Regions from separate parts of the Mus musculus genome. Here all the other regions are linked to region 1. Evidence: chromatin loops called from intact Hi-C (ENCODE). Cell type or tissue: left cerebral cortex. All regions are shown on one strand. Region 1 overlaps Slc8a2 (solute carrier family 8 (sodium/calcium exchanger), member 2). Region 2 overlaps Napa (N-ethylmaleimide sensitive fusion protein attachment protein alpha). Region 3 holds the start of Napa (N-ethylmaleimide sensitive fusion protein attachment protein alpha). Region 4 has its middle 11 kb from the start of Gm32059. Region 5 overlaps Bicra (BRD4 interacting chromatin remodeling complex associated protein). Region 6 overlaps Bicra (BRD4 interacting chromatin remodeling complex associated protein).

Region 1 (5,000 bases):
TCCAGGACAGCCAGGGCTATACAGAGAAACCCTGTCTCGAAAAACCAAACCAAACCAAACCAAACCAAACCAAACCAAACCAAACCAAAACAAAACAAAACAAAACAAAACAAAACAAAACAAAAAAACCCACTCTCCCAGAATTCCCCTGCTTCTAGTAATGCTAAAATACATAGTTTCCCATGATCCCTTGCAACAGTGGGTCACTCTCTCCTTCTCTGCTTCTCTGGCAATAAGACAAAAGGAGAGATTCTGAAATGTTCTAGCTCCCTCGGTACAGGCACCCTGCATGTGTTTATATTCTGAGCTTTGCAAAGAGTCCCATCCTGTCCTTTACTGTGACCAGATTGGCTTTTGGTACCCAGACGTTTGCGTGATTTGAGAGCCTAGAAGTATCTGGGACCCTCATCCTGAGTTGATAAGCAGGAGGTGATGAGTGTGAAACAGAGCAGGCTCTCGGGTGCCAACTAGTATAGCTGGAAGGGTGCTGGTAAGGAAGGTGGCCAGCGGCCAGCAGGCAGGAAGACAAGGCGAGGCTAAGCCAGCTGCCAAATCCTGAAGCCACTTGCCAGGATTTGCGATTATAAATCCCCAAGTTTTCTCTCTAAGAAACAGGAGAACCCTTGCAGCAGTGGAGGAAGAGCGTGACCCTGCCCCCACTGTAGGACTCCAAGCACAACATCCAGCTTGCTCTCTCTTTTCTAACTTATTACTTAACCGCTGGCTAGCTGAAGAAATAAAACCTTGACTCTGTACGTATCCAAGTGTGCCTTGTGGTTTCTTAGTTCTGCAAGACCAAACTTTTAGCTCCAACCACAAGTAAAATGGAAATCAGAAACAAAAATGGAAAACTCAGCAGACACACCCCAGCCTTTCTGGCTCCACCTACTTTCTACTTTGTTCCTACTAGGACTGTGGACTTGACACTTTGACACTTTGAGGTGCAGGGGCTACTCTGCAATGATGAGGGCAAAATAGGAGGCAAAATAAGAAGGCAAAAGAGGAGCCAGACTCAGGCATGCTGGGCATGTGTTTAGTCTCAGTACTTGGGAAGCAGGGGCAGGAGGATACCTGTGAGTTTGAGGCTGGTCTACATGGGCTGTTCCAAGCTAACCAGAACTACATAACGAGACCTTGTCTAGATAGATAGATAGATAGATAGATAGACAGACAGACAGACAGACAGATAGATAGACTTGTCGTACCTGAACTGTACTGAGACAGCTGAGGCCAGTGCAGACAGGGACAGACTGCCTCACTTAGACTTTTCCTTCTCTGCTCCAGACTCCACTATGGCTCACTACTGCCCTAGCATCCCTACTCGGCTGCTCTCTAGCATCATGACCAACCCCTTTCTCATACCCCAAGTTAATCACCATCTCCAAACATTAGACTTGTATCCTTGGTGCTCCCTCCAAACACCCAGACTTCTGTCTGTAGTGCTCCATCCAAAAACCAACACTTCTGTCCTCAGTGCTCCCTCCAAACACTCAGACTTCCATCCTTGATGCTTCCTCCAAATACCCAGACTTCCATCCTTGATGCTTCCTCCAAATACCCAGACTTCCATCCTTGGTGCTCCTTCCAAACACCTACCCTTACTTCCAGGCCAGGCCTGAAGCTTCATGTGGGCTCTTGGGGTCGCTCTTCCTATGTCTGTTGTCTCTGGGGTTGTCACTATTTTGTGACATGTCTGTCTTTTCCCCTGTGTAGTGAACTCTACAGGGCTAGGGCCAGGGCCAGGGCCAGGGCCAGAGCTGCCTCAGCCATTTCTTCATCTGGTCTCCCACACAAACAGCGTCTCCCTCAGACACATTAAAAATTGTGGCTTCAGAGGGCTGTGCCAACCACACTGGCATCTCTATGCTGATCTCATATCTTCACAGCCCTAACTTTGAACTTCACCCAATGCTTCTTTTTATTTTTTACATTTATTTGTTTTGAGAGAGAGAGAGAGAGGGAGGGAGGGAGAGAGAGAGAGAGAGAGAGAGAGAGAGAGAGAGAGAGAGTGTGTGTGTGTGTGTGTGTGTGTGTGTAAATCAAAGGAAAACTGCAGGAGCCCGTTCTCTCCTACTACATGAGTCCCAGGAATCCAACTTGGATCATCAGGCTTGGCAGCAGTCACCTTTACCTGCTGAGTCATCTCTGCCTAACATTTTCTTTAACCATCATTCCTGGCATATTAGCCTCTCCAGTTGAGGCCTCCCAGAAGGAAACTTGGTACTATGTATGAGAGGGAGTCCTGAATTGCAGCTTCAGAGCTCATAAACTGTTTGAGAGATTTGGGGCAGCCCTTTCCTCTATCTGAGCCTCAGTTTACCTATCTGTGACACAAAGGGCCCCGTGTAAATTTCCAAGATAGAATCCGTGGATTCAGCGGCCATTGTACTTCTGGCCACATGAGGGCGCCTTAGATCCGCGGGAGAACTAAGAAGGGTGAGGCCCACAAGCAGGTGGGAGTCAGGTGCCCTGGTGATTGTGTCCATGGCAACCGAGGAGGGATGGGTGTAGGGGTGTGTGTGTGTGTATGTAGACCCACTGCTATTTCACTTATCTATCCTCTAACTTCTTGATGCTACTACGGTAAAGTCGGGGCTGGTCCCCCACCTACCTTGTGTGGAAGGCGAAGCTGAGCCTTCATCCAGTCTCCCAGCAGCTGGGACCACTGCAGTGTCAACTCTCTCCTTTCTGTTTCCACCTGCCTCTCCCTTTCTGGCTCTCCGCAAAGAGATGGGATGTTCATTCTCTGCCCGACAACCGCTCCCCATCTGCTTCTTCACCAACCCCACTCCGTGTCCCTTTGTGTGTCCCTTTGTATCTCTGTCTCTTCATTACCCCCCTTCACTCTCACCCTGTCCTCTTAACTTACCTGCGCTTACGGTAACTGCCTCTATAAACTGCTCCCTCCATGAGTGAGTCCCAATCACCAAGGCCAGGTTCGTTTTCTTTATGAGTTTATCCACCGTGTTCTAGGAAAGAGAGGGTGAAGGGAGCAATTAGTTTTACAGCATCCCAGGGTGGTGTGGCTGGGGGCTGTGGGGCTGTCTCTACATGCCCTGTCCAGGAAGGTAACCATGTGCATTCCACAGTGCTGAAGCTGGACCCCTCGGTGGTCCCCACCTTTGAGATTTGCATTGCTTTTCTGAATCTCATGTCTCCACCTACCCACCCAACATAGCTCAGGACAGGCTTCAGGGGAGGGAAGGCCCGGGAAAGTCACCTTAAAGTCATAAGACTCCTCGATGATGACCTCGAGGCGATTGTTCTCCCCAAGAACTGGCTTGCCCATCTCTGCTATCCTCTGGGCCTCCTCCTGCTCTGCAGTTATCTTCTTGTCTCCATTCCCTGCAGCATGAGGGATGGAGGTTAGATGCTCAGGAGGTCAGGCCTAACAGGGCCAGTAACACTCTCTTCTGTCTGGGACATTGGTGGACTCGTCCAGCTCCCTCTAACCACCTGCTCCCTCGGCCCATGAAATTCTAGGAGCACACTCTGGGTTCATATGTCAGAGGGTGTGTGGCCTCAGGCGATGCATTGCTAGCTTGTCTGCTTTGTATTTTGTACATCGATGGGTACCTACCTCATATAATCCCAAATGCCACTCTAATGTCATGCACCCTGCATCCAGCCCTAGGCCTCACTTCCAATTCCACTCCTGGATATCACTAGCAACAAAACTTGGCTATGTGGCAGAGACAACTACCAGTTCACCCAAGTCTGAGAGCAAATATCTGGACTATACCCCCCCACCCCCAGCATTTCTTGCAGCTGGGTACTGCCATGTGACTGAATCAGAGGCAACAGCATTGTGGAAGAAGTGATGGAGTGGTGATCCCCTTCAGGGTCTCCCTTGTGGGTCTGGAAATGTTCTTGCCCAGTTGCCCACAGGCAGTAGAGACAACATCAAACAGCTCAATAGCAGGTGAAGGCACAGTATGGAAATGTCACACAAGGAAAGAAAATCACGCCGGGCAGTGGTGGCGCATGCACGCCCTTAATCCCAGCACTCGGAGGCAGAGGCAGGCAGATCTCTGAGTATTTGAGGGCAGCCTGGTCTACAGAGTGAGTTCCAGGAGAGCCAGGGCTACACAGAGAAACCCTGTCTGGGGGAGGGCCGGGGGGGGGGGAGAAAAGAAAAGAAAATTACCTGCATCAAAGGAAGACTCACAAGCTTTGACTAACAACAAATAAAGTACTGAAGCAATCACTTGCTACTTTTTTGGGTAACAAATAGGCATTGTTAGACCCTTTTGTTACATCAGCTTACAGGACCTCTCAAAACATCTTAGTCTCAGGCAAGTCCTGACTGTATGCTACAGTGCAGATCTTGCTTCTAAACTGTCACTATATCCAAGCTCCTACCTCAACTCCGACAGCCAACTTGGTATCATTTCCTTTTTTCCCCCTCCTTGATGCAGTGGCTGTTTTGAGACAGGGCCTCTATATATCTCTGGTTGACCTCAAACTATTTAGACCAGGCTAGCTTCCAACTCACAGAGATCTATGCCTCTGCCTCTGCCTCTGCCTCTGCCTCTGCCTCTGCCTCTCTGCCTCTCCTCTCTCTGCCTCTCTGCCCCTCTGCCTCTGCCTCACCCCCTGCCTCTGCCTCTGCCTCTGTGCCTCTCCTCTCTCTGCCTCTCTCTGCCTCTCTCTCTGCCTCTCTGCCTCTCTCTCTGCCTCTCTGCCTCTCTCTCTGCCTCTCTACCTCTCTTTCTGCCTCTCTGCCTCTGCCTCCCTCCCAAGTGCTTGGATTAAAGGCATGGGCTACTAAGTCTGTCTTTTTTCTTTCTGGTAGCTCAGGCTAGACTCAAACTCTCTATGTAGCTGAGGATGACCTTGAGCTTCTGAATCCATCCCTTTCATCCCCCAGATGCAGGGATTGCAGGCCTGCACCGCCACAGTGCTGGGACGAAACCACTCGACAGGCAAGCCACTGACTGAGAGGGCCTCAGCCTTCCTGACCCCACTTCTAACTCAAAATCTTCAAATTCCAACTTCCA
Region 2 (5,000 bases), 49 kb after region 1:
GCCTCAAACTCTGGATCTTCCTGCCAACGCCTTCTGAGTGCTGGGATTACAGGTATGCACTACAGACCCATGTGGTCCTGGGGACAGCCTCATACATGCTAGGCAAACTCAGCTCTATCTCCAGCACTGTATGTTTTATTATCAGGATTTATATTTGACCCTGTAGCCCAGCAATGAACAACACCATTTGCAATTTATCCTAAGACACAAACCAGAAGAAGTGCAAAGGCACTTGGCATAGCATTCTGGAAATGCAAAACCACCCTGTACACTCACTGCGCCAGGGTAGTCGCCTAGGAGACGCACAAGTGGAGAGGACTTTTAGTCTCTTTGCTGGGTCAGGGTTTTATACAGCCCAGGCTGGACTCAAACTTACACAGTGGGAAGGGATCTAAGACTCCTCAGCCCACTATGGCCTTGTACTGTCACATCTGACTTTGGCTAGACAAGCAAGTATTCTGCCACTGAGCTATATCTCCTGCCCCAGTATCTTGTAGATATTTTGAAATCAGGGATACCTCTTTGGGCTTTACTCCTGCTTCTCAACCTCCTAGAGGTTCATATGAACCTTCTGGGCTGAGGGCGGGGAGGTGGGCGCGCAGGAGAGGGGAGCTTCCTTACTAGCTCAAACGCCTAAGTCCCTTCCGTTCAGTCTTCCAACGAGCACTAGCCCATGAAGACTGTGACCTGACAAAAGTTCAAACTCTCATCACCACATGATCAGTTGATGACATTCTCCAATCCCATCAAACGGATTTGAAACCTTCCCAAACTGGTAATGATTAAAAAACAAAAACAAAAACAAAAAACCAAAAAGGAACATTTCCTCATGAAGAGCCACATACACTATCCTCACCACCTGCCCTGTACTCCCCAAGTTAACAGATGCAGCGTGGATGACAATTGGGAACTTGGCTCTATCACACAGCTGTGGGGGCTACTGTGTTCATGTGTGATCTAAGACAGAACATAGCCCTGATCAGTGTGGGGCAGCACCCACAGCCCTGAACATGCCTGCGCATGTGCTCAATAGGTGGGTGGGCCTGGAGATCTCCTGAGTCCAAACAGCACCAGGTAAAGTGTTTCCTCAGAGTCCACCCTCTCCTCTGACTCCATGTCCCTCTCCCCCACATTACTGGGACCCTGTCTTCTCTTGAGCCACTCCCAGCCATGGTGAGGTCAGAAATGTTCATGTTGCTGTCAGCACAGGATAAATCAGGAAGGCCCCTTGAACCTGGATGTAAAACACCCACAAGGACCTTTGGAATGTACTAGATGTACATGTTTCTCGGGATGTACTAGAAATACAATCAGAGCCTGGCACATGCTCAACTGCTCTGCCATTGATACCTGGAGCCCCAGGAATATTCATATTCTCTGTCTCTGACAGAGTCTCATGTATCTCAACACCCAGACTAGCCTCAATTTTGTTATGTACTGAGGTTAGCCTTTATGCTTGATTTTATGTGGTACTCGGAACGTGGGACCTTGTGCATGCCAGCCAAACTTACTATCAACTAAGCTATATCCCTGAAATTCTTTTTTTATATGTATTTTATGAATGAGTGTTTTGCCTGCATGTATGTATGTATGCATACATGCATGCATGCCATCTGGGTGCCGAGAAAGTCAGCTGAGGCCATCCGGTATACTGAAAGTGTAGTCACAGACAGTCGTGAGTCACCATGTGGATTCTATGACTTGAATCTGGGTCCTCTGGCAAGAACAACATGTGCTCTTAAGTGCATCTCTCCACCCTTTGGAATATTGTCTGAATAGTCCCTGCTCACAGACATCAGCCACACATCACATTCCAGTGATCCCCAGCTAATCAGTACTTGGTGGGTAGAACTAAGTCCTCTGAGGCCCCAAATGCTCCTGGCAGAGCAGATGTGTCCAGTGTCACCAAGAAGCCTGAGGCAGAGTGGTGATGAACAGTCACTGCTGGCTAGGTTGGCTTTAGCTCAGCACAACAGGCAGACTCAGCACTAAGTCTACCAAGCCGCTGCCTGAAGCTCTCTGATCCCACGCTAAGCTGGGCTGACCTGTCTACAGCAGGGGAAGCCAGAGGGATTACTGCCTGCTTTGGCCCCAGGCTGCCTCCTGCCCTATCATACCCTGGTCCTTGCCCTGCCTCTGTGAGATGGCAACAGAAGATCTCCAGAGTCCCAATTCCTTTTGCTGATGTGAGGAAAGTCACAAGGGGCAAATCCACTTGTGTAGGTTACCCAGTAAATCCTGAAGAAAGCCGTATGCACAATTCCTTAGCTGTGAAAACAAGTATCTGAAGGTTTGATGATGGCTGTTCACCGAGAAGGAAGCCTGCTGTCCACAGTATCAATATGCGTGCTCACAGCTGCTTAGCATGAGGGCTGTACCTGAGGGTGTGAGGCCAGGGCTCGGTCCTCAGTGGCACTGGAGGTGAGATGCACAGCGTGTGCAGAGGCTGAGTCAGCAAACATGGTTGAGGAACCAAGGAAGGGAAGTCAGCAGGGTGGATAGGGCAGGGCATAGCACAACTAGGTTGGAGCAGGCAGGACAAGAAAGAGTAGAGGGCTTGCTCTGTCTGGCTGAGTGAGAGTGGCGGGAAAGAAGATGCCCTCAGATCCACTGTGCTATGCTGCTCCTCTGCTGGCTCACCAAGGCTTCCCACACCAGCTTGGGGAAGCTGTTTCAGTCACCTCTTTACTGTGTGGCCTGACTAGAACTGCTGACCACTGAAAGGATGCCTCCTGCATGAGGCACCACAGGCTCACTGGCTGCGCCCTGAAGGCTTTGGGTAGAGCTGCATGTGACAGCTGACAGCCTCCCCCACTGACCTCCTCCAAGCTGCCTCGGTTGCACTCTTCAGCCCACAGCTCCATGCCTCACTGGGAATAGAGGGAACTGGTTGGGGCTGGCCTGGTGCAGGCTGTCTATAATTACCGCTCAGCTCTGCTCCCCCAAGAGGCGGAGGAAGCAGCCTCAGGCCTCCCAGGCACAGCTGCCATATGGAGTGCTGAATGCTGCCAGGGAAGTGCAGGCGCTTTTGGCAGTGGCCAGGGGCTTCTGCAGGACAGGCTTGGCCGGCCTGACTCCTGCCTCCATTCCCTGAACACTTTCTTGCTCCAGAACCATGCCATTTCATTCCCTTTGCAGCCCCCAGTTTGAGTCTCGAGTCTGAGACTGTCCCTTCTGTCCTTCTGGCAGCCACAGCCACTGGTTCCCTGTTCTCTCCTAGGACTTAAGGCTCACTGGCCAGATTATCCACCCAGGGTACTTAGTTTCCACTAATACAATGAACCCATGGCCTGCCACAATCACTCCTGGCTCCCAGCAGGGTTCTCCACTGGTGCTGTTGCTGGGGGACCTGTGGGAGCATGTGCAAGCTGACACTGCCTGTCCCTTGTTGAGTACCCCAGTGTCCTCTTGAAAATGAGGGTGGCCAGGTGCATGCCGGTCTTGAGTACACAGAGAACAGCACGCACTGCTGGGCTGCTGACAGAACAACTCTGCTCTTGCTGGAGTTGCCAAGCATCCTCTAGGTAACGGACACATTATATAGCCAGCCCTCACAGGTCAGCACAGGCAGGAGGACCCAGAGAGAAAGGATCACCAGCTCGCCACCATGCCCTCAAATCTTCTTGGAACCCTCTCACATGTGTCTGTAAGACAGTGACTAGCAGGAACTGTTCAGGCACTTGTCTGTGTCTGTGACCTTGGGCTAGTACCCCAGAGCCTGCCTCTCCTCAGCTGCACAATAGACTGAACCTGACCTGGGAGAAATCTGAGAGACAGCACACACTTGGTACCTGGCCTAGGCACAGTGCCTGGGAGGTGCTCAGGAGGCTGCAGAGCAGAGGAAACAATCCCCTCCACAGTGAGCGCTTTCAGAGTAGTTGTGATGCATCCTTGCCTTTCCTGTCACAGGGACAGGGCTCTGCACCTTGCGGGTGTGTCACTGTCATCAGACCACACAGAGGCAGACTAAGGAATGTTTCCCCACTTCAGCAGCTCAGCGTGGGTTCTGAGGCCTCCTCACTTGTGAGCTGTGCACACCTCCTTTGTTTCTAGAGTCCCGGGTCTCCCCTTCCTGCACCAATCTGCCACTGTAGACAGGACAGTGGCCTATGTCTCTGGGTCTGCACCCATGGTGGGGACCCATCAGGATCACGAATGTTCTAAAAACCTATAGCTGTCTTCAGTATGTCCTAGCTTCCCCCTTGTCACAGGGGGGCAGGCAATCCTTCCACGCTGACATTGCATAAGGAAGTAACCTGTGACTCAAAGGGTACCATTTGTTTATATAAACGCTACCCCCTCTCATGGAAGAGATCTGAGCAGATGCTGATGTCTGTGGGGTGGGGGGTGGGGGTGGAGGGTGGTTAGGGGAGGACACACTGGGACAACACTGTAGTTAATAGTGAGTCTACTGTCCCATCACACTGCCAGCTCAAGGAAGGGTCACAGGTGTTGCTCATACAGCCTGGAAGGCCTCCTCTGTGTGCCCCGACAGGATCTCCCTCCTTATGGCCCAGAATGCTGACATTTGCTTTCCTCAAAAAAAAGTGCTGGGGTTGCCCCGGCCTCTCAGCAACTTCTTCCACACAGGAGGTGCCAGGGAACCTCTGTGTGACTAAGCCAGGAGCCCTAGGATTCCCCGACAAACCTGCCCTGCAGACTGGCCAGGAGCCATCCTGCTGTGTACTTCAGCTGTGTGTCCTTGCAGCTGTTGAGCACTGTGGCTCCTACCGGGAAGGACAGTGAACTTCTTCCAGATGGCAGGGGCGCCGACACAAAGCAGAATCGCCCCAGGCTCTGCAGAACGCCTGTGGGCCCAGCTGGAGGAACCCTCCCTTCCCAAGCAGGAGTCCGACTCCCTTCCAGAGCTGGCCTTGCAGGTGCCTGTCTTCAGGCAGCTCAAACGGAACCAGCTTGTCAACATGTCATCTGGCTGTTTGTATACAGAACACTCTGCCACCTCCTCCAGTTTCCCCGAGCCTCCAGCTCAACTTGCAGCG
Region 3 (5,000 bases), 56 kb after region 1:
AGATCTCCTGCTCAGCCCTGGATGAAAGCCCACCCTCTAAGAAGCCATCTCTGTCCCTGTCCCACCATCCCTGATGCCTAGACTGCCCTCCCAGGCCACTGTTCCCAGCTTCACTCCTCACCAAAAGCCTCCCTCAAGTTCTCAAAGTTTCTTTTCAGCTCAAGAACTTTAAGTGCATGATACAAACGTATACCTTATACCAGAAAGCTCTGCTCTACCAGTGGCTGGGAAGTGGTAAACAGGTGGACACACAGCTGCTCCCCTGGGAGCAGCCCAACTCTACACTTATCTCTCTGGGCCAAAGAGATCAGACACTGAGCCATCAGGAAAACTACTGCTGAAAACTGAGCGGGAGGCACCGCCCCAACACCACGCCTAACCTGAACTTCTTCCCTTGTGAAGACTGAAGAAACACACACACACACACACACACACACACACACACTCACACTCTCTCTAATGAAACATTCTCATCTAACTGACATAGCCTGTCATTAACCAGATGTCTGTGCAGCAGGTATAAACATTTTTCAAGTTCCTTTGCTAAACATTATCTGATGGCAAACAACAAGGGATGGCTTCATCCTCTCCCTCCCCTTCATGTCTTTCTGTCCTCACCCAGCTTATAACAGTCTCTCCCAGAGCTTTCCCCAACTTCCTGGTTGTCTTCTGTATCCTTCCATCCTTGCTTTGGAGGCTTCTGATTTTGTGTCCTACCCCTGCACAGCTCTTCCTCAACACCTGCCTGGACCTTTCCCCAGTGTTCCTCTCTGCCTGTTCCTTCAAGAGCTTTGCCTGCTGCCATGTAGTGTCGTCTCCCCCTACCCCCTCCTATATCCCAAGGCTCTGGCCCTCTCCCCAGACCCCTCAAGCACTCCAATTCCTACCATCTTGGTTTCCCCATCAGCATCTTACACTCTCTGAGTCTGCTTCTTCCTGCCTGATGAGCCTTTCAGAGGGCCAGACTCAATTCTGAGCACAGTACACATAGTTTATACTCATAACAAACTTCTGCAGTTAGTTTTTACCAACAAGCCCTTTCAGAGAGACCTACTCCCTTAAGATAAAGAAACCTCGGAATCGCATCCCAAGCATGGGTTCTGCTGCTCCTAAGTTAATATGGCTGAAGATGGCAAACTTGCATAAACTTTGTGTGAGGTATTTGCCACCTCCTGGGTGTGTTCAGACTCCAGACTTGAGGACCACCTAGTAGGCGGTGGTCCTACCACCCTAATGATTCTCTTGTGTGCCTCATCCTCCCATCACCATTGTCTTGGCTAAAACCAGTGTCACTGTCCATTCATGCTTGTTCCCCAAGCACAAGTCTCCACCTCTCAGTCCAGGCCTCGCCATCAGTCACTCTTAGCAGGGCCCCACTCACCCTCACACCTCGTACTCCGGCTCATCATGCCCAAGGACGCCCCAGCCCGGGTCCCCTCGGTCTGGTGTCCTCACCCCGGCAGCCTGGGCCGCACAGATCCACGGGCACCGGCCTGGGAAAGGCGCGGCCACCAGTCAGCGGGTGTCGTCAGCCATAGGGCCACGGCCAGGGCCTGCAAGGCCGCTGAGGGGCTCCCAAAGTGCAGAGCAGAAGAGCCCGCTCTTCCCCGCCTTGGGCCCAGCCTCGCCCATTGCTCACCCAAAGAGGCCGGAGAAGAAGGACTGCGAGTTCTTCACCTTGCGCTCCGCTTCAGCCAGCAGCGCCATAGCCTCAGCCTGCTTCCCGGAGTTGTCCATGACGTCGCGCAGCTGCTCGGCTCAGGCCCGACACAGCCTGGCGACGACTCACAGGCCCCGGACACCGCGCACTCAGCGGAGCTCCGCCCGCTGCGTTGACGTCACCCAGGCCTGCCACCCCACGTGAACCCTGCGAACCAACCAGTGGGCTCAAGCTGCGAGGCACTCTCCTCCCGGCACGCCCCCTCCGGCTACCGCACTCAGCACCTTGACCCCCCCCCCCCCAACACGTGAGCACACGCCGCTAGCCTCCTGGAACCCCCACAAGCGCATTGCCACGTGACACCAAATAAGCCAATCATAAGCCCGAACCGCCAAGAGCCCACCGCCCCCAAAGCGCGACCTTTGACTCCCTCCAACCAATCAGCAGGCTCTATAGACTTGTTCTGCCACGCCTCGGCGGAACTGGGTCACACTAATCACCTGACCAGTGTCGCGGCGCTCATGTGACGCCTCTAGGTTCATGCTCCAGGTTTGACTGACCCAGCAGTTTAGCTCCGCCTCCTGTTTCGCTTTACGTCATAGTCACTTGGGAAAAAACTGTGCAGTGAAAACGAACCTTCTTACTCCCTCTGGCGATCGTCTCTAGAATTGGCTTGGGGAATCCAGAAGGTCTCCATTTCTAGCTGGATGGCTCAGCTGCTAAAGGCATTTGCTACCAAGTTTAACAACCATATTCCTATTCCTGGGACCCACATAGTAGAAGGTGAGAACTAGCTCCTCCAAATTGTTCTCTAACCTACACACACAATGCCTTTAGGGAGTATCTTGCAGTGCCACACACAGAATGTCACTAGATACTCAGTCCCATGTAAAAAGCTGGGTGTGTCAGCGGGCACCTGTAACAGGAATGGGTGGGTGGGAGACAGGCATATGCCTGGAGCTTGCTGGCCAGCCAGTCTGGCAGAATCAATGAGTTCCAGGGCCAGAGAGAGACCTGGTTTCGAAAACTAAGGTGCAGAACAACTGAAGAAGACTCCTGACATCAACCTCTGGCCTACACACACACACACACACACACACACACACACACACACAGTTAAAAATTAGTGGAAAAGTCTAAATAAAGCATGGACAGTCAGTTATTGACAGTGGTTCAGTATCTGTACTAAATACACTATGCTATAGTAAGAGCAACATCTTACTATAGGACAGAAACTGCTATGTGGGAACTAGCATAGGCTAGTTTTCTGTAAATCTACAGTTATTCTAAAGGTCAGTCCCCAGGGCCCTGCCCACAGTGATTCCAATCCCTATAGTGTGCTGTGGTGCAGGAATCTGTATCTCTTCTTTACTGAACTTCGCTGATTAGCAGGGAACATTTGAGGAAAGTGTTATGTGAGTTGGGTGTTGGGGACAGGAAAAGGCAAAAGACATCTTCCTCTGACCCTTTCCCATTGAACACTTCCCCAAATGTACCTGTGCTCATCATGACTGTACACTGACCTCAGAGCTGGTGAGTCTGGATGGCCACAAGCAGATATGGTTCCACTTCCATTTGCTGCAACGTGTCATCCTTTTGGAGCAATGAGCTATGCAGCAATGGATGACTATATGCCCTCAACCCATAAGGCCAGAACTGCATTTCCACTCATGGAGTTGGGTCACTCAGGGTAGAGCAGTGGAATGAATGCTCACTGCATAGCAATGCTCAGGTCACTGGGAACACCCACCAAGCAAAGTGCATTTCCTAATTTACCAGCTACACACATTGGGAAAAAATGTTCAAGTAGGAAGGAAGACAGCCATTCTGGTTCTGGGGCTGCCTTGTACCCCTCATTTCCCTCAAACAGGATGTCTCAACAGCTCCAAAATCAATTTCCTCCCTGCCTTTAAGCTTTAGCTGAGATGTTGAGACCTTCTGTGTAGTGCTGGGATCGGGCCCTGGGTACAGGAGTTGAGGCATGGCTCTTGCAGGCTGGGGTTGGTATAGATGTCCCTGACCTTACATAGGCTGCAGCAAAGGCACCATTCTGCCTGCTGTTACGGTCTTCCTCCTTCATTTCAGGTTGAGCAGCTACATCCACACATGCATTTCTGGCTTTAGTCTAACCAACCCAACCCTTCCCATTTTCATGGCCAAATCATGCCTACTGTCATTACTTTCTCACGAGTGCACTCATTCACAGCTGCTAGAAGACCCCTCCTAAAATGAAGCTCTTTGATGAAGGGGCTTTCATTGCTGTGTGTGTATATGCCCATCTACAAGAGAAGAGCTGGTGTGTGGTGCTAAAGAGAGCACAGATGACTGTGTGCCCACCTTCTCCCCTCTCTCTGCTCACCTCCTGGTCCCAACTATGGCCCTGAAGCTTCTGCAGAGCACACAGGCTTGGAAGTTGGAGGACAGCTCTTTAAGAACCCAATTTAATAAGATATAAGCAGACACGTAAAAAATACACCTAACAATATACAGTCTTTGCAAGACTAGGGATGGTGGGAATGCAGAGAGGCCCTGCCCAAGGAGGGCCCAGCTCACTGTGTCTCAGGTGTCCTTACTGATTCTTTCTAACCAATGTCAGTCCCATGCCAGCTCAGATCTAAATGCCACTTAGACCAAACCTTCTGCCTCCCAGGGTCCCCTCCAAGTGACTGGGACGGCAAGTAAGCAACTATTAACCAGGAGATAATGGAGCTTCTGATGACCCACATGACTGCAGAGCTACCTGGAGGGCTTCTGCCTGTTCATGTCCAAATGCTAGCAAGGCTGGAAGTGAGAGGACAGAGAGGATAAGAGGGCCCCAAACACTTCTGAGAGGCCCAGGGCACTGGTTCAGAGCTGAATTCCCCTCTCCTTGCAGACCAAATTCTAGCAAGAAGTCACCACTGCAAGGGGCCCATGTCGGCCCCCAGCTCCTCTTCTTCCTCCTCCTCTTCCTCCTTCAGTGGGTAGGGCTTCACAGGCCACTTCACCCTAACGGGTTCCACATGCTCCTGGAGGCGGTGGCGCTTCATGTGGGCATTCCGACTCTTGATCTTGTCGAACACCCTGAGGAGTCAAAGGATGTGGGTCAGAGCCAGAGGAGCTTGGGAAGCAAGTCAGGCCAGAGGGTGAAGGTCCAGAGGGAAGGCTGGTACCTCTCACACTCTCTGCAAGGGAACACGCCCTGGCTCTCCACACTCCCTGGAGGCTCAGGAGTGCGCTTGGGGGCTGCACTTGGGCTGGAGTGAAGGATAGACTCTCTCCTGTAACTCTTGGTCTTTATCTTTAACTCAGGAGTTGGACGGTGGGTAGGTCTCTCTCGAGGGCTGCAAGTCACCTACAG
Region 4 (5,000 bases), 97 kb after region 1:
TCAGTCTCCATCACCCGCATAGTTCACAACCATCTGTAACTTCAGTTCTAGGGGACCCAATGCCCTCTCTGACTTCCTAAGCACAAGGCACAATACATACATAACTGCATTCGAAATAACTCATAAAATAAATAAATCTAAAAATATACAAAAGCCAAAACATTAAGATTCCGTCTGAGGGAGGGATCCAGGAGATGCCTCAGAGGATAAATTGCCTGCTGATCAAGCATGAGACCCTGGGTTAAGATTCCCAGTAGCCATGTAAAAAGCCAAGCAGAGCTACTGGTGCCTTCTGGGAAGGCTGGATCTCCAAAGCTCTTTGGCCATTAAGTGATCTTTAGGTTAGAGAGAGAGACTTTGTCTCAAAACATAATGAGGAGGGCTGGGGATAGAGTGCAGTATTAGAGTGTGCATCTCTTACTCAGAGATACTGAGTGCAATCTTCAGCAATACCAAAAAATAATTAGCAAGGTGGAACATGTTTGAGGAAGACAGTAGACACATATTTCTGGCTTCTAACACACACACACACAGACACACACACAGACACACAGACACACACACACACACATGAAAGTGAGGAGATTTGTTCTATGTATTTAAAATCACATTTATTGGGCTGGAGAGATGGTTCAGCAGGTAAGAGCACTGACTTCCAGAGGTCCTGAATTCAATTCCCAGCACCACATGGTGGCTCACAACCATCTGTAATGGGATCTAATTCCCTCTTCTGATGGGTCTGAAGACAGCTACAATGTACTCATAAGTAAAATAAATAAATCTTTTTTAAAAATCACATTAATTTATTTTGTAGGGGTTCCTACATAACACAGCATGTGTGTGGAGGACAGCTTGTGTCAGTTAGTTCTCTCCTTTTACCATGTGGATCCCATGGATTGTCCTTGTGCTTGGCAGCAAGCACCTGTACCCACTGAGCCATCTTGCCAGCTACATCTGTGGTTTTATTTAACATATACAGACATTAGCATTTGATCAAAAATGGTCCCCAGCAAATGCATGTATTGTGTACTTGTTTCTCAGCAGATGGTACTGTTTGGGGAAGGCGATGGCACTTTGAAGGGACAGCTGTTTGTCAGAAGTAGGTCACTGTCAGACAGACACCCAAATCGCAGTCCTTCTCTGCTCCTTGGTCCACAATGTTGTAAACCGTCTCCAACACATGTTCTGATGGCCATAAACAGAACTGCTGTACCCTGAGCTACATAGGGAGAAGGTGGGGAAATCTGAACACGGTGTGCTGTATTGGTTACCTTTGTATCATGTGACAAAATATGTAATAGAAACCATATATGGGAGGGGAGTTAATTTTGGATCACGGTTTTGGAGGGATTTCTTCCAACCAGTCAGTCATGGGTCTGGTCTCAAGCTCACTAAGGGGGAGGATGATTTTGTCCTTTTGTTCCTCCTCCACTTCTCTAGTGCTAGGAGGACAGGCATGCAACACCAGAGCAGTTTACGGGAAACGGAACGTGGGACATCATTCATGTTATGCAACCACTCCACCAGTTGAATGACATGCTAGCGTTTCCTGATTATCTCTTTGGCTTGTTTGTCTTTAAACTTTTAAAGATTTATTTATTTATTTATTTATTTCACATGTATGAATGTTGTGCTTGCATGTATAGTGTGTGTACCTAGTTCCTGTGGAGGTCAGAGAGGGCATCAGATGCTCTGGAACTGAAGTTACAGATGGTTGTGAGCCATCATATGGATACTGGGAATCAAACCCTAAGTCCTCTGGAAGAGCATCCGTTGCTCTTAATAACTGAGCTGTCTCTCCAGAGCCCTGAGCATAGTTTCAGTAGAGCATGGTTCTTCAGCCACATGAGCACATTGGAGAGACAGGACAGAAGAGGAAAGGCTTAGGGTATCCCATATTTGCATTCTGAGAAGGTCAGGCCTTGGAGAAGCCTACCAGTGTGATCACTGACAAGGAAGGACCAAGGAAATAGAAAAAAAAAAAATCAGAGATTGCCCCAGCAATGCACAAGTTAAAGACCAACTCCAGCAGCACAGGCCTCCTGCTCTTCTCAGCCATCTTTTCTTCGGCATTGCTCAGCCCCTCCTTTGGTGACTCATCATTTGAATCACTTCCTGCAGGCACCCTTAGCCTCCTCACCACTCTGGTCCTCCCAGGTACTCACCTGACCAAACTTCAGCTTCCTGTATTCTCCAGGCTGGCAGAACCTGCAGGAGGAAACCACTCAGCCAGCCTGACGGGTTTTGCTTGAATTTGAAACCTCAGACCTTTGGTGAGCACAGGACAGTCTCTCCCAGTAAACTGGAAAGAACTGAGCTGATGTTGCCTGATCTGCCCTCCTCCACTGACCCAGCCTCCTCTTCCCAAGCAGGAGGAAGTCATCATTTGGAAATCCTTGATACCCATCTGCAGAGCACAGAGCAAAACCCATCTCCTCCTCCCCAGCAACCTCCCAGGGGAAGCTCTTTTAGGACCCAAGTTCTAGGGTCTATCTACTTTCAAAAACAGAGGTCAAGCCATGTGTGGGGATGCACACTTGTAATCTTGGCACACAGGAAGTGGAAGCAGAAACACCAAGAGTTCAAGGACCTCCTTGGTTCATACCGGGCTTGAGAGCAGCTTGAGATACACCAAAATACACACACACACGAGGTGTGTGTGTGTGTGTGGGAAATAGTTTTAAAATAATAATTTGTGCTGTGTAGATGGCTCAGCTGTTAAGAGCACTGGCTGATCTTCTAGAAGACTCTGATTTTCGATTTCAGCAGTCATATGGTGATGCCCAGCCATTTATAACTCCAATTCTAAGGGATCCAGCGCCCTCTTCAGACGACCATGGGCACTTCATGGAGGTAGATGATGGGAAGCTCAATAATAAATACAGGCAAAACACCTGTGCACATAAAATAAAGACAAACAGACCCTTAAGACAAGAATCATTTGGGCTGGAAAAATTACATCAGTTGTTAAGAGCACATACTGCTGTTCCAGAAGATTAGAGTTTGGTCCCCAGCATCTGGGCAACTCACATCTGCTTGTAATTCCAGCTCTGGGTTATCTAATACCCGTTTTTTGGCCTCCAAAGACACTGTACTCATGTGGTGTACAGACATGAATGCATATAAAAAATAAAATATTTTAAAAAGCATTGATCTGAAACACTTTGTCTTAATTTGTAAATGGAATTTAAGAACAAAAGGTTAAAACAAAAGTCTGGTCACAGACTATGCCCAGAGGTTTGTCTTCTCTTCTAGGTGATCCTGGATACTGTCAAGTTGACAATTAACATCAGTGTGTGTATGTGCGCACTCGTGTGTGTGTGTGTGTGGGAGTGGGGGGGTGTATGTATGTGAATGTGTGGTGTGGTATGTGTGTGGTTTGTAGTTGTGTGTTTGTGTGTGTGTGTGTGTGTGTGTGTATGTGTGTGGTATGCATGTGTGTGTTTGTACGTACGTGTGTGTGCATGTGCAACCCATGCTCATGTGTGCATGCAGGTGCTAGGACATGTATGTACGGAAAACAGATTGACATCTGGTGTCTTCCACTATTGCTCTCTGTCTTTTTTTTTTTTTTTTTTGAGACAGGGACTCTAACTAAATCTGAAACTTGCTCAGTAGTCTACCCAGCAATCCCCTGAGATCCACCTGTCTCTGCTCCCTCCCCCATAGTAGGGTAACAGATGTGGCATCACACCATCTGACTATGATCACCCTGTGTATATTGCTCTCACAGTGTGGTTTTACTTCCCTAATGACTAACGATGCTGAACATTTTTCACGTACTCTTCGGTGCTGTGCTAACCACCATTTGCACGCTGGCCTCAGCCTCACCACCTCCAGAAACCTCATATCCATATTTAACAATCTGGGGGCTTAATTTTCATTCTTTTTCCTCTCAACAACCTTACTCCTAGCACAACTATTCTTTTTGTTATTTTGTTTTGGGTTGGTTTTGGTCTCTTTGGGGGGGGGGGTGTTCTGAAAGATTTATTTTAGGCTGGATATAATGTCACACTCCTATAATCCCGTCACCGGAGAGGTAGATGCAGGTGGATCACCATGAGATACTTGTGACCCACTGGGAACTGAACCTGGGTTGTCTGGAATTTCAGCCAGTGTTCTTAACAGCTGACTCATCTCTCCAGCCCCATGGTGAGATTTAGCCCAAAATCTTGTCTCAAAAAGCCAAACCTGGAGCTGGGTGGTGGTGGCCCACGCCTTTAACCATACCACTTGTGAGGCAGAGGCAGGCAGAACTCTGAGTCTGAAGCCAGTCTGGTCTACCGAGTGAGTTCCAGGACATCCAGGGCTACGTGGAGAAACCCTGTCTTGGGGACTGGTGGGGGAGGGGAACTTGGGGAGAAAACTAGAAGAGTGGCTTGGTGACTAAGCCTTCTAGAGGACTTAGACTTTGGCTTCCAGCAACTCACAACTGTCTGTAACTCCAGCTCCAAGAGATCCAGTGACCTCTTCTGGTCTCCAAGGGCGTCTGCACTCTTCAAGCATTTATTTGCACAGACATAGGACATACACATAAATAACAATAAAAAAATCTTAAAAATCAAAAATAAAATCCCAAGGCTGGCAAGATGGCTCATCAGGTACAAGGCTTCTGCTACCAGGGTTGACGACTGGAGTTCAATCTGCACACCAACATAAAGGAAAGAGGCATGCCCACCACACACACAGACACACACACAGACACAGACACAGACACACACACACACACACACACACACACACACACACACAATGTCATTTAAAAATGAAAATAAAGTATAAAAATTAGTGAAGCTGGATGTGGTTGTGCATGCAGTTGGGAGGCAGATGGAGGCGGATCTTGGTAAATTTGAGGCCAGCCTGGTCTACATGGTGAGGTTCAAGCCAAGTGACATAGTGAGAAAATGTCTCAAAAGCACACACACACACACACACACACACATTGGTTAAGTTCTAAGTAGCTTTTATTAAGTATATTGTTATAATGGGTCTATTTTGCT
Region 5 (5,000 bases), 180 kb after region 1:
AGGGCGTGGCTCAGTGGTAGAGCCCCTGCCTAGAATCCCCCAGTGAGGGGCTGGGGGCGTGGCTCAGTGGTAGAGCCCCTGCCTAGAATCCCCCAGTGAGGGGCTGAGGGCGTGGCTTAGGGGTGGAGCACTGGCTTGCACAAACCCCTGGATTTGACCCTTTGCAAAGTAAAAAAGTTTGGACGACCAGTTATCATAAACTAAGGATATCAACACTAGACTCACTAGAGGGAGAGAGGAGACAAGAAGGCTATTAATCATGGTGAAATTCAAGGGCCAAACAGATAAGAACTACTCTAGGCTGGCAGAGAATAGACACCAGTGGACGGCCCAAGGGCTTGGACTTACTTGTTAATAGCCTTCTCCCACAGCCTAGGCAACATGTCCCAAGCAGATTTGTTTTCTTGTATCCTCCATCCCTCCCTTCCTCTCTTCCCTCATTTTTAAAATTTCCTTTCTTTCCTCCCTCTCTGTTTGAGGCAAGCAAACCAGACTGGCCTTGAACTCATAGATGTCCATCTGCCGCTTCCGTCCTTGGTTTTTGAGGTGGGGTGGAGTGGTGAAGATATTTCTGAATCTGAGGCTGTCCTTGAACTTCCTACCTGTGCCTCCCAAGTGCTGGGTTTACAGGCTGTCCTGTTTGCTATCGTTAGCTATGATAATAAGACTGTAGCCAGCCAGATGGTGGTTGCACGCCTTTAATCCCAGCACGGGGGAGGCAGAGGCAGACGGATCTCTGAGTTTGAGGCCAGTCTGGTCTACAGAGTGGAGTTCCAGGACAGCCAAGGCTACACAGAGAAACCCTGTCTCAACAACAACAAAAGATTGTAACCTGTAAAAGCTTAGGGGAGGAAAGGGTTTATTTAGCTTACACTTGCAGTCTGTCAGTGAGGGGAGCCAGGGCAGGAACTGAAGCAGAGACCATTGAGGAGTGCTGCTCCCTGGCTTGCTCCTCCACTGCCTCAAAGCTTAGGACCACCTTGTCTAGGAGTGGTGCTGCCCACAAAAAGCTGGGCCCTCAATTAATCAAGATAATCCCCGAGAGGCCAGACATCAGTTAAGGCTTCTCTTGGGTAACGCTAGGCAATGTGAAGTTGACAGTTAAGGCTAACCAGGATGCAGTCGTATGATACCACACCTGGCATTCCCACCAGGTTTCTCTTGATGGACAGGGATGTGCTGTAGCTGGGGCCACCTTCCTTTACCATCTATGTCCTTGGCTAGAGGGAGGACGTAGGTTGAGGAGGCAAAGAGGGCTTCTTCCTAGCAACAGCTGTCACTGACCTTTCCTCCTTCCACAGTATGACAGCAAGTTGTGTAGCTTGAAGAAACAGCCCCTACTGCAACCCAGCAAAGAAGCCTGGTGAGTGACAGCTAACTGCTGCCCCGAGATGTGCCTCATCCCCACTGCTCCACAAAGTATTGGTTCCACTCTCCATAGCTGTGCATGGATTCCCTCTCGATCACAGTTTCCCTTCTGCCAAGGGAAAGATAGATTGAGGCCAATAGGGGATATTGGCAGGCTGCCGACTGCAAGCCCCCGGGGTTCCATCTCCAGTTTGATGTCAGGGTCACTGTTTCTTCAGCTTGTCAGGTGTGGTGGGGATGAGCCAGGTAGAAAGTAAGTGTGTGAATAGATTCCGGGCATGTCCAGGCAGGCGCGTGAGTTAAGTGCACACAAGTCTGAAGGCCAGGGAGGATGAATAAGGATGTTTTAAGGGCCTTAGTACATTGAATAGACGGCGAGATGGCTGCCTGTTGGGTGAGGGCAGGCCTATGAGCTGTTTTGGAGGAATAAACGGTGTTTCCTTGTTTTTCACGTTTGCTAAGCGCTCACTGTGTGGTTCTGAGACCACAGCAAAAAGCAGTATCAGGAAATCTGCCCCATGGTGCCAGAGGGCTGGTCTTCTAGGCTTGTGTGATGAGAACGTGGTCATGTGATAGGGAAACCGAGCCTACTGTAGTAGGGATTCATGGAAAACCACAGTGAGGGCTAGAGAGATGATGGCTCAGCGGTTAAGAGCACTCACTGCTCTTCCAAAGGTCCTGAGTTTAATTCCCAGCAACCACATGGTGGCTCACAACCATCTATAATAGGATCCGATGCCTTTTTCTGGTGTGTCTGAAGACAGCTACAATGCACTCATATAAATAAAAATAGTAATAAATAAATCTTAAAAAAAAAAAAGAAGAAAGAAAGAAAAAAGAAAACCACCATGAAAATGAGTAGGCTCTTACATCCTAACCCTATCCCTATCCCTACACTTTCTTAGGCTAGAGGCCGTGGAGAGGTCATGCCCCCTGGTGGCAGGAGGTAGAATAGCATGGTTCCCACCTCACTCCCAACCCCTCCCTTTCTCCTTTGGATCCTCTAAGCCAGAATGATGTCCCCTCACTTTCCTAGGCTTCTCTTTCCCTTTTTGTTACCTGTTAACTTTGGTCCAAAGTCAGGGAAGCCATGAGACAAGTGGAACTCGGGGTGCGAGGTTGGCGCTGCTTGCCTTTGCAGTGTTAAGTGTGTAGCTCGCGGCTGAGGTCCAGGATCAGTTTCCCTGGCCCTCTCCCCCAACTCTGTATGTGTGGTCTAACCCCACCCACAGCTTCCTGGAGCATCTGCACAAACACCAGGGCTCTGTCCTGCACCCCGATTACAAGACAGCCTTCCCCTCCTTTGAGGACGCCCTCCATCGCCTCCTGCCCTACCATGTCTACCAAGGCGCCCTCCCCTCCCCCAACGACTACCATAAAGGTGAGGCTCCCCCACTGCTCTCCCCCTATGTCCCCAAGTGCCCTCAGCTCAGCCACCAGCCCTCAGTATTCAGGCCACGGAGCGTGGAGTGGGTGGAGCATTGCGTGCTTGCCCGCAGTTGGCCACAAGTGCCCTGTGTCACCTACTCATCCTCACCCCCACTCCAACCCCAACCCCCCCCCCCCCCGGCTTTTCTTCCTCCAGTGGATGAAGAATTTGAGACTGTCTCTACGCAGCTGCTCAAACGCACCCAGGCCATGCTCAATAAATATCGGCTTTTGCTTCTGGAAGAGTCCAGGGTAGGATTCTCAAGCTCTGGGGTCTCCCCCTGCTGTGAACTGTTTTTGTGGGGGCTGGGGGGTGTTCTCTTAGCTGGGAGGGAAGATGGAAAGGAGGCAGTTGTTCTGAGCCTGACCACATCCTGCCAGGATCCTCTCTTCCCCCATTTGCTTTTTCATATGTCCTTTCTATCAACCCAGAGAGTCAGTCCTTCTGCGGAGATGGTTATGATCGACCGAATGTTCATTCAGGAGGAGAAGACCACCCTTGCCTTGGATAAGCAGCTTGCCAAGGAGAAGCCTGGTGAGAGGGGAGGGGAGGGTGAAACATCCTCTACCTACCTGCTGCTAAGATTTCCAGCAAGCAGCCTGGCATGCTGCACGGGGGAGGCAGAAGCACAATAATCTCTGAGAGTTTGAGTCCAGCCTGGTCTACAAAAACACGAGGGCTTTGTTGAGTGGCTTTACCTTTCCTCGCCACCAGGGGGCGTGAGAGCCCCTCCTTCCTCCTTTGCTCCCTGTGAGTTTCACCCTGCCTCATTCTAAAATGAAGAGCTTTTCCGCCAGCCCCAGCCTGATGGAAGAGTGAGAGAGAAGCAGGGCTGAGGCACAAAAAAGGTCTCTGCCACACCTACTCTGTGCCCAGTCTTTTTTTTTTTTTTTTTTTTGGTTTTTCGAGACAGGGTTTCTTTGTTTAGCCCTGGCTGTCCTGGGCTAAACTTTGTAGACCAGGTGCTTCTACCAGTCTTAAGAATGAGCCTTAACCCTTGCAAGCCTTACCCTTGGTTCAAGGAAAGCATGCAGTCACACCCCAGACCCTGGCTTTTTCAAAGACCCCGTAAGCTTTCTACATTCAGCTCCAAGTACCATTATTCTCTTTAAACAACAACGACAACACCGGCAGCATTCATCTTCCCCCTTCCCCAGCCCTGGCCTTCTCGGGTACTCACAGGAATCAGGACACTAGTGTGTAATCTTTCTGAATCCTTCGGGGTATATTCTAGAGCTTTCTGTCATTAGGAAGGTGATGTGTCTTCTGAGTATACCTAGTGACTCTACACAGGACCCTGTGTTCATGCGCAAGAATTTCTGTAACAAGTCTGATAGGCAACATGGGAATGAGTCAAACAACCTACCAGGGGTTATACGCATGCCTTACAGGGAGCACAAGCCTAGCACATCAGAAAACAAGGACGTAACCTGGGAATACTTGTTTTTGAGGCGCTAGTGTTTAAACTCAAGATAGGCTATGGCTGTATTGTGGAGCCACGCCCCCAGCCCCTCACTGGAGGATTCTAGGCAGAGGCTCTACCACTGAGCCACGCCCCCAGCCCCTCACTGGAGGATTCTAGGCAAGGGTCTACCACTGAGCCACACTCTAATACTGTTTTGTTTTAGACTTCATTTTTCTAAAACCAGGATCTCACTAAGTGCCAGGCCGGCTTCTGTACTGCAGATCCTCCCTGTCTGTCTTCTGAGAAGCCAGGATGGCAGATGTAGACCACTACACCCGGCTTGGGACTGCACTTTTTTAAAATAAAATATTTATTTATTGTATTTATGAGTACACTGTAGCTGTCTTCAGACGCACCAGAAGAGGGCATCAGATCCCATTACAGATGGTTGTGAGCCACCTGGGAATTGAACTCTGGATGTTGAAAAAGCAGTCAGTGCTTAGAGGTTAAGAGCATCTCTCTAGCCCCATAAGGACGTACTTTTTGTTTTAACTTTTTTTTTTTTTTAGATTTATTTTACTTATTTTATGTTTCTGAGTACACTGTAGCTATACTGATGGTTGTGAGCCATCATGTGGTTGCTGGGAATAAAGGTTGCTCGCTTTGTTTGACCCCACTCACTCTGGTCCTAGACACTCTGGCCTAAAGATGTATTTATTATTATATGTAAGTACACTGTAGCTGTCTTCAGATGCACCAGAAGAGGGCGTCAGATCTCATTACAGGTGGTTGTGAGCT
Region 6 (5,000 bases), 170 kb after region 1:
ACGTCAGTGTAGGCTTGGCCCTTGGGCAGCCATGATTGTACATATAGATTGCCTGTCATATAAACTTGAACATGTTTCTTCTGTCTAGATTGAGGGTGGGGAAGAGGTTGAACCGGTGAGCTTATGTGTACTCTACACATATTAGGAGTTTGCTTGTGTCTGCTGTAGGTGTGCATGCGGGTATACCATGTGGGTATGCGCACTCGGGTCTGAGGACTGGATCCCTGGAGCTGGTGTTACAGTTGTGACCCACCCGATGGTGGGTGCTAGGAACAGAGCCTGGATTCTCCAGACAAGCAGCAATGCTCTTAAACACCGAGCTCTGTCCTTCTGTACTTTGCAAATGGTGGCCACAGCCCAGAAATGTCCCTAGCTGGCATTGCATTTAGTTGACAAGCCGTGGTCCAAAGGAATTATGGAGTGTTGGGAGGAGCGCTCTGTCATCTGCCAGCACGTCCTCTGGCCCCTGTACAACCTGCTTATTTTTCTCTTTGCATCAGTTTCCTTACCACTTATGTGAGGATGATAAATAGCAGCTACTTTACAGTTAGGACATGTGCACAAACTCACCTATCTGTGGGGTTCTTTCTTCTCTTTTCTTTTCCTTTTCCTCCCATGAGACAGAGCCATCTGTGTAGCCCTCGATGTCCTGGAACTTATTCTGGAACTTAGACCGGGCTGGCCTCAGACAGACCCACCTGCCTCTGCCTTCTGAGAACTGGGAGTTCACCACCACCGCTCAGCTTTCTTGCTAGTTTTTTGTATGCTGTGTTCTTACACCAGGCCTGACCAACACAGACAACTCTTAACCAAAAGGAGCCAGGCATACCTGATTTAGTGGTGCATACCTGCAAGCCTGCCTGTCCCCTTGGGAGTCAAAGGCAGGAAGACTCGGGGTTCAAGGTCATCCTGGACTTCAGAGTGAGTTCCAGTTTAGCCTGCAGGACATGAGACTTTGCAGTCATGGCTCAAGCCTTGAATCCCAGCACCTAGAAGGCAGAGGCAAGCAGAGTTCTGAGTTCAAGACCAGCCTGATCTATATAGTGAGTTCCAGGCCAGCCTGGGCTATATGAGATTCTTGTCTCAAATCAAGAAATAAGAAAGGTGTCAGGCAGGGCTGCAATCATGTAATGGCTTGTTGAGGCTGGTGAACCTGTCTCCCAGCTCAGCCTGTGTGGGCGTCTGAAGGGACGGGTCACAGCAAGCCGTGGTTGGCTTCCACACAACACATGAGTAGCGAGAACCAGCTCTGGGTGGGAATTGAAGCCTGCTTGTGGCATAGTCTCAGAAGTGACTACGATCATTTCTGGGGAGTTCCTGGTCACAGAAACTAATCCTGGGGTGGGATTAAATATAGGTAGGTGGCAAGAGTGGGGGTGTTTTAGAAACTAGTGGTGAAAATTTTCTACAAGACTTATTTTTATTTTTTATGTGTATGGTTGTTTGCCTGCATGTATGTATGTATGTCCACCACTTGTATCCCTGGTGACCACAGAGGCCAGAAGAGAGTGTCAGATTCCCTGGGACTAGAGACAAGTGTGAGCTATTGTGTGGGTACTAAGAATCAAACCTTAGTCCCCTGGAAGAACAGCCAGTGCTCTTAAATACTGAGCCACCATGCCAGCCACTGTCTATCTTTCTTCTCCCCACTCCACTCCATACAGGAGTATGTAGCACTGGCTGTTCGGGAACTTGATCTGTAGGCCAGGGCCCTGGATTTGTTGATCCGCCTGCCTCTGTTTTTTTCCTGCTTGGATCCTTTGAGATGAGGTTGCACATGTTACCTCCTGCCCCGTAATATTTTAAAATCTAATCCTAAGATTTTAGTGCAGCATTATAGCCCTGGGGGAAGTTTTCTCTTACTTTAACTATTGTATCAGCCAGCTGTAGTGTTGTACATCTAGAATTGAAGCCCTTCAGAGGCTCAGGCAAGGGATTACTAGAACTGAGAGGGGCTAGTTATACAGTGAGACTCGTCTCAAAAACAAGCAAACAAAAAATCCACATTGTCCTGTTAGCAAAGCTAGCAAATTTAGTGTGTACACAGGACTACTACCTGATTCGCTTTTGTTCTTAAATTAATTTTGTGTGTTCATAATCAGAGAGCCTGAGCACCTACAAAAGTTAGAGTCTCTTTTCCTGCCGTGTAGATCCCAAGATTTGAACTTACAGAAAGCTACACCATCTATCTACCCAACATTCAGAAACTAGTTTAAACACTTGCTCTGCCAAAGTCTTGTTTTATGGAGCTCTTTCATGCCCTCGTGTGGTCATTCACTGGAAAGGCATTTAGGGTAATGGAGAGAACTGGACTTTTCTTGGGCACCCGAACACAAATTTGCTCTCTTACACTGAGTTATACTGTGGTTTTTCTATTTGTAAATAAGGCCACAGTGGATATTCCTGTGAGCAAGAGTGGGGTTGTCTGTCTGTCTTCCTTCCTTTCTTTGTTCGTTTCATTCTTTCAAGATTTCTTTATGTTACATGTATAGGTATTTACCCACATGCTTATCTCTATGCACCACCTGCATAGCCTGGTACCTGGAGCCCAGTGCAGTGGGAAGATGCAGTCCATTCCCCTGGAATAAAGGGTTGTGAGCCTCCATGTGGATGCTGAGACCTGAAGCTGGGACCTCTGGAAGAGCACCCAGTGCTCTTAACTGCTGAGCCATCTCTGCAGCCTTTTTATTTATTTTGAGGCAGTATCTCAAATTTGCCTAGGCTAACTGTCAACTCACTCCATAGCCCAGGTCAGCCTTGCATTTCCTCTTCATTAGCTCTAACCCTGTTTTCTTCTCCATTTCTCCCTAGTGCTGGGCACAGAACCCAGGGCATGCACATTCTAGGCACACACTCTTCCCCCGAGTTCCCTTCTTAGGCTCTTTTCTCCTTTTATAAATAATCCTGCTGCTTTTACTGACGTCAGTGTGGGTTTGTGCTCTTGAGTGGGTTTGCCTAAGGATATTAGAGATGGGAGCTACACTTACAAGTTGTGAACTGCCGGGTTTGGGTTCTGAACCGAGCTTGAGTCCCGTGGAGGAGTAGCAAGCACTCGCAGCTGCCGAGACATCTCTCCAGATGTCCCTTTATTCTTTGGGGGGAAATTAAGCCAGGCAGTGATGGTGTACACCTTTAACTCCAGCACTCAGGGGGCAGAGGCAGGTGGACTTCTGAGTTCAAGGCCATTCTGGTCTGTAGAGTAAGTTCCAGGACAACCGAAGCTATACAAAGAAAGAAAGAAAAAAAAAAAAAGGGTGAAACGTATTATTTGTGGGGAAACTGAGTAAACCAATCAAAAGCTGTTCCTAAAGAGGACTCACAACAGTCATCACTTCAGTTCCAAGAGATCCAGTGCCGTCTTCCCACCTCTGTGGGCTAGACATACAGGCAGGCAAAACAAAAAATCCTTAAAGGACATCAGGACATCTCTAGCCTGCCCTGCCCTGCCCTACTATGGGCTTTCAGATACTTCATCTTCCTGCCGCATCCCACTCCCCTTCCAAATGTTCTGTGTTGCTTAGTTCTGGAGAAGCGACAACTAAGATAAAAGTTTCTGTTGTTTAGCTGAGGGTGACCTTGAACTCTTAACCCTCCTGTCCCGAGCTCCAGGCAGCTCAGACAGGCTGCCAACTAGAGCACATTCCCAAGCAAGTGAGGCTTTGGCGTTCCCCAGAACAGGCTGCCTTGTGCAGGATTGTCAGGGCACAGTCCCTTTGTTCTGTTGGCAAGCCTGGAGCTGTTCATGTGCTCTCTGCTTGGAGCCAGCAGCGCTGTAGGGATGGGAGACTGGTTGCTTGTTCTAGTTTGTTACAGGTGTATTTTGCCACTCAGTTACCAGAAGTTAATCAGTGCTGAGCTTGGGAGGGTTGCTCAGAGTGTCCCAGACTGAGAGGTCAGATGCGCTGGTGACTCCATGGGGAGTCTAGGCAGTCAAGCTAAGCTGCAAATTGCCCCTCACTGTAGAGCAGTGATTCTCAACCTGTGGGTCCTGACCCCCTTGGGGTTGACTGACCCTTTTAGGGGTCGCATCTCAGATATCCTGCAGATCAGATATTTACATTCATAACAGTAGCAAAATTACAGTTATGAAGTAGCAACAAGATAACTTTATGGCTGGGGATCCTAACAGGAGGAACTGTGTTAGAGTCGCAGCATCAGGAAGGTTGACAGCCACTGGCATAGAGCGGGAGCCCTCAGGCTCTCTGGTCTTGGGTCTTTGTGTGTGCCCATGTGCATGTGTCTGGACATGTGCATGCCACAGACTGTATATGGAGGTTAGAGGACAACTTGTGGGACTAGGTTCCTCTTTCCACCATGTAGGCTCTGGGGATCGAACTCAGGTCAGTAGACTTGGCAGCCAGTCTATCCACTGAGCCACCTTGCCAGCCCACGATCCCAGGTCTCGCACAGAGCTTCCCGTCAGTGGGTAGGCTGTGAGACACCCTGGAACCCTATGAGGACCTCCAGTCTGAGCTGTGCCTCTCCGTGGTGGCAGACTCCCTCTCCCTCTGCAGCTGTCAGTTCTGCCCACTTACCGGTGAAGTAGGTGAGAGCAGGCCATGCTGTGAGACATCCCATTAGCCAGGGCTGGTGGCCTGGTCCATGCTGTGGGTCACTGTCCAGATGCTGGCCCAGTCTTGGGTGCCCAGCTGGCATTCACTGGTTACATGGTGCCTGTTGAGGTCATGACTTGAAGATGACAGTTTCAAGGAGTCAGACTGTGGCCCAGGCCTATGTAGGAAAAAGGACAGTGTGCTGGCCCAGGATGAAAGCTGGGTGGTATGGCTGATAGCTCAGGCACCATCTGAAACTGACATACATACACACACACACACACACACACACACACACACACACAGTTGGGGCCATGGGCACACTGAGACAGGCAAAAGAGCCCAGTTCCCAAGTGCAGTGCCCAGAACATCCACCCACACACACCCATTTCCCATGGCTGGCCATTCCTCTTGCCCTTTGTCTTGCTCCTGGGTCATGAAGCCTCC

Evidence for each region. Hi-C counts contacts between places; a loop is a spot of excess contacts. Peaks named below come from ENCODE experiments on the same cell type or tissue, not always from the same donor. Only the 100,000 strongest peaks of a DNase experiment are listed, where the experiment ranks them.
Region 2: it touches region 1 in a loop (2.3-fold over the local background); 15 of 42 quality-filtered maps call a loop at or near these places.
Region 3: a loop joins it to region 1, with 5 times the contacts of the local background. A loop is called at or near these places in 16 of 42 quality-filtered maps.
Region 4: a loop joins it to region 1, with 6 times the contacts of the local background. A loop is called at or near these places in 12 of 42 quality-filtered maps.
Region 5: a loop joins it to region 1, with 3 times the contacts of the local background. A loop is called at or near these places in 20 of 42 quality-filtered maps.
Region 6: it touches region 1 in a loop (3-fold over the local background); 20 of 42 quality-filtered maps call a loop at or near these places.

What each region holds. Positions count from the first base shown.
Region 1 is chr7:16,151,164-16,156,163 of GRCm38, reverse strand. It overlaps Slc8a2 (solute carrier family 8 (sodium/calcium exchanger), member 2), which reads right to left. Exons shown (of 10, transcript NM_148946.3): 7 at 3,221-3,345; 8 at 2,870-2,969. Among named protein-coding and RNA genes, the nearest start is that of Meis3, 22 kb to the left of the region's middle. In left cerebral cortex, a CTCF peak has its summit at 2,395 (motif pointing right); DNase peaks (open chromatin) are centred at 503 and 2,442; H3K27ac peaks cover 1,427 bases.
Region 2 is chr7:16,101,854-16,106,853 of GRCm38, reverse strand. The region is part of intron 1 of Napa (N-ethylmaleimide sensitive fusion protein attachment protein alpha); the gene reads right to left. Among named protein-coding and RNA genes, the nearest start is that of Napa, 5.8 kb to the right of the region's middle. In left cerebral cortex, a CTCF peak has its summit at 2,945; DNase peaks (open chromatin) are centred at 2,900, 3,367, 3,996, 4,868 and 3 more places; H3K4me3 peaks cover 504 bases; H3K27ac peaks cover 4,903 bases.
Region 3 is chr7:16,095,414-16,100,413 of GRCm38, reverse strand. Zfp541 (zinc finger protein 541) reads right to left here. Exons shown (of 16, transcript NM_001099277.2): 15 at 4,813-4,994; 16 at 4,080-4,723. The coding sequence ends at 4,555. Napa (N-ethylmaleimide sensitive fusion protein attachment protein alpha) reads right to left here and starts at 1,834. Exons shown (of 11, transcript NM_025898.4): 1 at 1,640-1,834. The coding sequence starts at 1,737. In left cerebral cortex, a CTCF peak has its summit at 2,321; a DNase peak (open chromatin) is centred at 2,056; H3K4me3 peaks cover 1,816 bases; H3K27ac peaks cover 1,644 bases.
Region 4 is chr7:16,054,476-16,059,475 of GRCm38, reverse strand. No RefSeq gene overlaps it. Among named protein-coding and RNA genes, the nearest start is that of Gm32059, 11 kb to the right of the region's middle. In left cerebral cortex, a CTCF peak has its summit at 2,846 (motif pointing left); DNase peaks (open chromatin) are centred at 2,203 and 2,813.
Region 5 is chr7:15,973,414-15,978,413 of GRCm38, reverse strand. Bicra (BRD4 interacting chromatin remodeling complex associated protein) reads left to right here. Exons shown (of 14, transcript NM_001081418.1): 10 at 1,302-1,363; 11 at 2,601-2,749; 12 at 2,954-3,048; 13 at 3,229-3,331. Among named protein-coding and RNA genes, the nearest start is that of Gm38948, 4.4 kb to the left of the region's middle. In left cerebral cortex, CTCF peaks have their summits at 2,303 (motif pointing left), 3,499 (motif pointing right) and 4,964 (motif pointing right); DNase peaks (open chromatin) are centred at 2,340 and 3,503.
Region 6 is chr7:15,980,474-15,985,473 of GRCm38, reverse strand. All of the region lies in intron 6 of Bicra (BRD4 interacting chromatin remodeling complex associated protein), which reads left to right. Gm38948 (a long non-coding RNA gene) reads right to left here. Exons shown (of 3, transcript XR_003946607.1): 1 at 4,939-5,000; 2 at 4,536-4,731; 3 at 1-3,221. Among named protein-coding and RNA genes, the nearest start is that of Gm38948, 2.7 kb to the right of the region's middle. In left cerebral cortex, a CTCF peak has its summit at 2,278 (motif pointing left); DNase peaks (open chromatin) are centred at 2,257 and 3,688.